Linked DNA regions of Homo sapiens: regions 2 and 3 are each linked to region 1. A link is a loop called in an ENCODE intact Hi-C map of the cell type or tissue named here. Cell type or tissue: dorsolateral prefrontal cortex. All regions are shown on one strand.

The links. A loop is a pair of places that touch in the nucleus more often than their neighbours do. Peaks named below come from ENCODE experiments on the same cell type or tissue, not always from the same donor. Only the 100,000 strongest peaks of a DNase experiment are listed, where the experiment ranks them.
Region 2: a loop joins it to region 1, with 3 times the contacts of the local background. A loop is called at or near these places in 14 of 110 quality-filtered maps.
Region 3: it touches region 1 in a loop (2.3-fold over the local background); 22 of 110 quality-filtered maps call a loop at or near these places.

The regions. Positions count from the first base shown.
Region 1 is chr4:139,650,544-139,653,043 of GRCh38, forward strand. No RefSeq gene overlaps it. Among named protein-coding and RNA genes, the nearest start is that of MGST2, 14 kb to the right of the region's middle. RefSeq lists a silencer at 1,012-1,306. In dorsolateral prefrontal cortex, CTCF peaks have their summits at 1,244 (motif pointing left) and 1,463; a DNase peak (open chromatin) is centred at 1,218; H3K4me3 peaks cover 618 bases; H3K27ac peaks cover 452 bases.
Region 2 is chr4:140,329,012-140,331,511 of GRCh38, forward strand. The region is part of intron 2 of SCOC-AS1 (SCOC antisense RNA 1); the gene reads right to left. It also overlaps a transcript of SCOC not described here. Among named protein-coding and RNA genes, the nearest start is that of SCOC-AS1, 43 kb to the right of the region's middle. In dorsolateral prefrontal cortex, a CTCF peak has its summit at 1,498 (motif pointing right); no DNase peak of the experiment used is centred here.
Region 3 is chr4:139,402,547-139,405,046 of GRCh38, forward strand. No RefSeq gene overlaps it. Among named protein-coding and RNA genes, the nearest start is that of RAB33B-AS1, 50 kb to the right of the region's middle. In dorsolateral prefrontal cortex, CTCF peaks have their summits at 1,141 and 1,349; no DNase peak of the experiment used is centred here.

The DNA.
Region 1 (2,500 bases):
TGACTTATGCCTGAAATCCCAGCAATTTGGGAGGCTGAGGTGGGAGGATTGCTCTAGGCCAAGAGTTCGAGGTCAGCCTGGGCAACATAGGGAGACCCCTGTCTCTAGAAAAAATTTAAAAATTAGGTGGGCGTGGTGGCACACACCTGTAGTCCCAGCAACTCCGGAGGCTGAGGTGAGAGGATCACTTGAGCCCGGGAGGTTGAGTCTGCAGTGAGCCATGTTCACGCCACTGCACTCCAGCCTGGGCAACAGAGTGATGCCCTGTCTTTAAAGTAAAAAAAAAAGGTGGTGGGGTTGTGGTGATGAAGTTAAAATAAGGCTGTTAGGATGGGCTCTAATGCAATCTGACTGGTGTCCGAAAAGGAGATTAGGACACACAGAGAGACACCAGGGTGCACATAGAAAAGACCCTGTGAGGACACAGTGAGAAGGCAGCTATCTGCAAGCCCAGGAGAGAGGTATCGGAAGAAACAAAACCTATCCACACCTTGATCTTGGACTTACAGCTTCCAGAACTGTGAGAAAATAGATCTCTGAGAAAATAGAAGGCTTCATTTTCCTAAATAGCACTCTTTTTTGACGTTCTCCCTGCAGCTGGTCTCCCTCAAGCTGGTTTAAGCCACATAGTGTGTGGTACTTTATTATGGCAGCCACATCAGGCTAAGACAGGGCCCTTAGATTAGCACTTGTGTGTTGTGTGCATGTTCATGTGTATGTGTATGTTATGATATGTGCATGTTATGGTGTTATGAGATGTGTGTGTGTTATGATATGTGTGTGTTGTGCATGTCTGTGTTATGGTGTGTGTGTGTGTGTGTGTGTGCGTGTTGGGTAAGCAGGCAGGAAGGGATATGTCTGGGAAATGCCCCTCCAGTTGCTACAGGGAACTGCAGGTCTTGATTCTCCCTACCACCCATCTTGCCTGCTCCTCTCTGTCTTCAGGACACACTATTCTCTGATGTGGGTGGAACTAGTGCCCTTGTGTCAGAGATGGAGAGAAAATAGAATCAGAGATGTGGGTTAGCAGTAGGATGGGGAAGGAAGAAAGAAGCGAATTCATTTATAGTCTGCCGAGAGCCATCCAAGGATCCCGGTGGGAGACGGGGCAGGCAGAAGGCTTCATTTTCCTAAATAGAACTCTGTTTTGACATTCTCCCTGCAGCTGGCCTCCCCCACGCCTGTCTCGCCAAGTGAACTGATAAAAAGCAACAGGATTTTAGCCTTCCACTGCGCCATCTGGTGGCGTTCAGGGAGAGGTACAGTGGTTCTTGTGCATACACAGTCTATCCCAAACTTAACGCCTTCCTTTCTTTAAGAGGAGTGGATACAATGACTCCTGGGAAGAAAGCAATAGTGCAAAGAGCACTGGACTGGAGTCAAAAGTGGACTCTATCTCTGCATCTTATTAGCTGTACGATCTTGGGCAAGTTAAGTAATAACCTCTTTGCGACTCAGTTTCTATATGTAAGAAATATGAATCACTAATACCAACAGGATTTTGTGAGAATTCATTGAGAAAAAAGCACCCAGAACAGTACAGTATCAGGGATGTGGTGCCTTTGTTAATGATTCACGCCACTTTCCCTTCTTTCTCTCTTCTTGTATTTCTTTCTCTTCCCATGATTTTGTGACTGATCAAAAGTTTTTAGTGCCTTTTATGAAATTAGCTGGGGGAGGGCTGTTGGGAGAACCTGAGAGTTGGGAGGGCAGGAGGGTGCAGGTCATGGGAGCCTCAGCTGGGACTGGGAGACCACCAGGCCCTGCCCCTCATTTGGTCATTTGCAGGAATCAGAGCTAGTGTCACAGGCCTGCCCCTGACTTCTTGCTGCAGAAGGGATCTCACCTACCTATGACCAGAAACAAGAGGTGGTGAGCTCCCCATCACTTTAGGCATTCAGACCTAGATGATTTACATTATCAATTTTAAGACAGGCTTCAGGTCTGGGAATATTATGAGTTTATGAACTAAAGCAACGTTTACAAGAATGTAAGTCAAAGGCACCAATTATCTAAATAACACCTGATAGACTAACATGATGCACATGTAGAACATTTACAATTTTGGTTAAAGATGAGAGGGAGAAGAATGAGGAGAGTTACACATTGAGAAAGGGTTCTAACATATTAGAAAATAAAAAAATATTTTCCCCTCCCAGTTTTTTGTTTTGTTTTGTTTTGTTTTTTAAGACAGAATCTTGGTCTGTCGCCCATGCTGGAGTGCAGTGGTACACTGTCAACTCACTGCAACCTCCGCCTCCTGGGTTCAAGCGATTCTCCTGCCTCAGCCTCCTGAGTAGCTGAGACTACAGGTGCCTGCCACCACGCCCAGCTAATTTTTTTATTTTTAGTACGGACGGGGTTTCACCATATTGGCCAGGCTGGTCTTGAACTCCTGACCTTGTGATCTACATGCCTTGGTCTCCCAAAGTGCTGGGATTACAGGCGTGAGCCACTGCGCCTGCACTTCTCCTCCCAGTTTTTAAAAAATATATATCTG
Region 2 (2,500 bases), 680 kb after region 1:
ACAAATCTGAAGGCATCACATTACCCAACTTCAAACTATACTATAAGGCCACAGTCACCAAAACAGCATCGTATTGGTATAAAAATACGCACATAGACCAGAGGAACAGAATAGAGAACCCAGAAATAAACCCAAATACTTACAGCCAGCTGATCTTTGACAAAGCAAGCAAAAACATAAATTGGGAAAAGGACACCCTATTCAACAAATCGTGCTGGGATAATTGGCAGGCCACATGTCGGAGAATGAAACTGGATCCTTGTCTCTCACCTTATACAAAAATCGACTCAAGGTGGCTCAAAGACTTAAATCTAAGACCTGAAACCATAAAGATTCTAGATGATAACATTGGAAAAACCCTATTAGACATTTGCTTAGGCAAAGACTTCATGACCAAGAACCCAAAAGCAAATGCAACAAAAACAAAAACAAATAGATGGAACTTAATTAAACTAAAAAGCTTCTGCATAGCTAAAGAAATAAGCAGAAGAGTTAACAGACAATCCTTAGAGTGGGAGAAAATATTCGCAAAAATACATCTGACAAAGGACTAATATCCAGAATTGACAAATAACTCAAACAAATCAGCAAGAAAAAAACAAACAATCCCATCAAAAAGTGGGCTAAGGACATGAATAGACTATTCTCAAAAGAAGATATACAAATGGCCAACAAGCATATGGAAAAATGCTCAATATCACTAATTATCAGGGAAATGGAAATCAAAACCGCAATGCAATACCACCTCGCTCCTGCAAGTATGGCCGTAATCAAAAAATAAAAAAATAATAGATGCTGGCATGGATGTGGTGAAAAGGAAAACTTTTACACTGCTGGGAACTGGGAATGTAAACTAGTACAGCCACTGTGGAAAACAGTGTGGAGTTTCCTTAAAGAGCTAAAAGTAGATCTACCATTTGATCCAGCAATCCCACTACTACGTATCTACCCAGAGGAAAAGAAGTCATTATACAAAGATAATACTTGCACACGCATGTTTATAGCAGCACAATTTGCAATTGCAAAAATATGAAACCAGCCCAAATGCCCATCAGTCAATGAGTGGCTAAAGAAAGTGTGGTATATGTATATATATACCATTTACTCAGTCATAAAAAGAAATAATGGCATTTGCAGCAACCTGTATGGAATTGGAGAATATTATTCTAAGTGAAGTAACTCAGGAGTGGAAAAACAAACATCCTATGTTCTCACTCATATGTGGGAGCTAAGCTATGAAGATACAAATCTTCATATGATATGTTGGACTTTGCGGACTTGGGAGAAAGACTACACATTGGGTACAGTGTACACGGCTGGGGTGCTGGGTGCACCAAAATCTCAGAAATCACCACTAAATAACTTTTCATGTAACCAAACACCACTTGTTCCCCCAAAGACCTACTGAAATAAAAAAATTAAAAATTAAAAAACAAAAAATGCTGAAGCTTTTTGTTAAAGAGCACTTAAAATTAAGGTTCCCATAATTTATCCACCAGAGGGAGCCAACAAAGCCACAATAATAGGAACATACTGACCTTAGTGAGCTACAAATCAAGATTTTCAGACAAGGGCTGCAGAGTTGAGACATAAGCAAGTATCAATTGCTTGGTTCAAGGAAGGCATGTGAAAATTTATTGAAGTCAGATTTAATTCATGGCTTTGTTTTCTCAATAGTAGACATGTTTTAATAGTAAGAGTCAAATGACTTTGAAAGTTTTAACACTAATAAATGCCTTGTGAGGATATGGACATGAAAGTAAGAATAGCTCACCTTTAAAAAACACTTTACAGATTCTGAATAATTTTCAGTTAGAGAGTTGAGTGCTGGCAGTTCTCTTCATTAATACAAGAATTTAATAGATAAATACAGTTTGTGCCCATTGGGATGAAAAAAACAGTTTTTATTGCATCAATGCAGCGTACGGCTGGTATATATGCAAATTAGGAAAAGGCATACCTGGGAGGTTTAGGGCATGGTTTGGTGAGCAGAGCATGGGATGGATTTCAGACCCCACTTTCCCTTATTAGGCAGCTCTGTGCAAGGCTAACATCCATATGTGGCAGCCCTCAAGTCTGGGCAATGGTGGCTCCAAGGGGATGCTTGGAAGAGTTTTTAATCTTTCCTTTCTCCAATTCTTTGATAAGGACAATAGCATTTTCTTAATCTAATATAAAATGCATTTCCAAGACTAGTTGCCCACCTCTCTTCTGCCAATCAGAATGTTGACCCAGGTTCTTCCTGTAGAAAAATTCTGGATTCACCACTGAACTATGAAAATAAACATTTTCCATCCTGTTCTCCTCTGCTTCCAATCCACCCTGCTGGAAAAGAGTTGCCCATAGTTCCCAAGTGGCCTTTTTCTTTATAGTTTTCATTTCCTGATCACTCCCCACTTCCTTATTTTGTAGCCACTATCTATCTTCATCAGATTTTCTCGCTGGTTAGAAACTGAAACCAGACATCCATTTAAACATCTTACATGGGATCATCCCTCAG
Region 3 (2,500 bases), 250 kb before region 1:
TCCACTCTATGTGCATATCTATTTTAAGTCTAGGCACATTTCCTGAAATAGACTCAGCGTGCCTTATGTCTACCCCAGTGTGTCAGCGATAATGTATGTGCTGAAGCGTCCAGATCTCTATAGTGAGCATCACACCATATATTCAGTTGTCAAATAGATGTTTGTTCTTAGATACACCGTGAGTGCCTCCAGCTCAATAGGAGTAAAAATGAATTTTATTATCTCAAAACCTGCTCCTCCACTTTTTGGACACCACCATGCACTCAGTTGTGAAGTCAGAAACATGGAAGTCATCTTTGGTGTTTCCATCTTCCTAATTCTCCACAGTTGGCTTTCAGCAAGTCATATTTATTATATCTGCAGAACATCTTTCAAACCCTCCAACTTCTCTCCATTTCCATGTTTATAATCCTAGCTTAGTACCATCATCTCTTGCTTAAATTACTCTTGCTTAAATTAACAAGCTCTCCCTGCCTCTAATCTTACCTCCTTTTAATCCATTCTGTATACTAAAACCAGAATATTATTTCTGACATACAAATCTAATTACTTCCTTTCCTTGCTTAAGGTCTTTCAAAAAGTTCAAAGCTTTCCACTGCTTCTAGAATAAAATAGCTTACAGGACACTGCAGAATCTCATCTCCTCTTATCCACTGCTTTCATTTTAGATAAACTTCCCACTAATTTTCCCTAAACCTTTAACTCCTGCTGGTGCTTGTTGGAGCTTACATATTTTCTGTACTTCTGCTCTCGTAGCACCCACTACACTGTATTCGAATGCTTAGTTGTATGTTTCCCTGACTAGACTAATCTCTATAGGGCAGGGATCAAGCAGATTGTTTTATTTTTGTTTTGCTTTTGAGTATGAGTGTGTGTGTTTGTGTAATATGGAAGAGCCTTGAGCATGAGGTAGTCACAGGATACATAATCACCTGCTTGGGTTGAGGCATATAATTACCAGGGGCAGCATGGGCTGCACTATGGCAGTCACATTCACACTCCTAGGAAGGAGATGTAATTGGTTAGGGGCTTCTGTGTGTTCCTTGTAAGTCTACAAAAGAGAAATAGAACATTGTCAAGAATGTTTCAACAGTATACTCAGTATTCAACAACTAGATGGCAGTGTCGTCTCTACAGTTTATATCTAAATGAACAAGTTGATTAGGTTTACTCTCAGTGAGTTGCCTGTTTTTACATTTTGCATGACGTAGTGTATTAATCCATTCTCACACTGCTATAAAGAAATATCTGACACTGGGTAATGTATAAGAAAAGAGGTTTAATTGGCTTACGGTTCTGCAGGCTGTACAGAAAGCATGGCAGCATCTGCTTCTGGGGAGGCCTCAGAGAACTCTGAATCATGGCGGAAGGCAAAGGGGGACCAAGGCATCTCACATGGTAGGAGCAGGAGCAAGAGAGAAGGGGGAGGTGCCACACACTTTTAAACCAACCAGATCTCGTGAGAATTCATCATCACGGCGACAGCACCAGGGGACGATGGTGTTAAACCATGAGAAACCACCACCATGATCCAATCATCTCCCACCAGGCCCCACCTCCAGCATTGGGGATTACATTTCAACATAAGATTTGGGTAGGGATGGAGATCCAAACCATATCAGGTAACAGGACTGTTTATTCCATTTTTTACTTATAATCTGAATTTAAATGTTCCCTAATTATAAAAACTGAATTAATTATTTTAGAGATAGGATCTCACTTTGTCACATAGGTTGAAGTGCAGCGTTGTGCAGTTTGAACTCCAGGCCTCAGCTTCCTCAGCAGCTAGTACTACAGGTGAGTGAGTGCCACTATGCTTGGATAAACATTTTATTTTAAATTTTTTTGTAGAGATGTGGTCTTGCTATGTTGCCCAAGCTGATCTTCAACTCCTGGCCTCAAGGGATCCTCCCGCTTCAGCCTCCCAAAGCATTGGGCTTACAGGTATGAGCCAACATGCCCTCTAATCTATTATTCTCTAATAAAAAGTTGGGCAATTTCAATCTATAGGAATAAAATAATCATTTTACCTTATGCAGGGTATTTAGTCATTTAACTATGATAGTTTATAGGTAATCATATAAGCACTTTTGGCTTAATCACTATGATTATATGTCCTGGAAATTAAGACACATACACACTCTGATTTTATTAAACTTTACACTGAACTTTTAGATTCAACATTAGATGGTTTAAAAGACAAAGGTGATGTCTCTCAAAGAGAAGTTTTTTTTTTTAAAAAAAACAGCTTTATAGGGGTAGAATTTACATAAAATAAGCCGTTCATATTAAAATATACCACTGACACGCACAGAGTTGCGACCTCATCCTTACAATCAAAGTAGTAAACATATCTATCACCCCAAAAAGTTTCCTCATGCCTCTCTGTAACGCCCCCCTCCTACCCTTCTCAGTACCTGCCCTCAGTTTTCTGTATGTGTAGATTAGTTTGCATTTCCTAGAGTCTTATATAAATGAGATCATATAGAATTTATCTTTT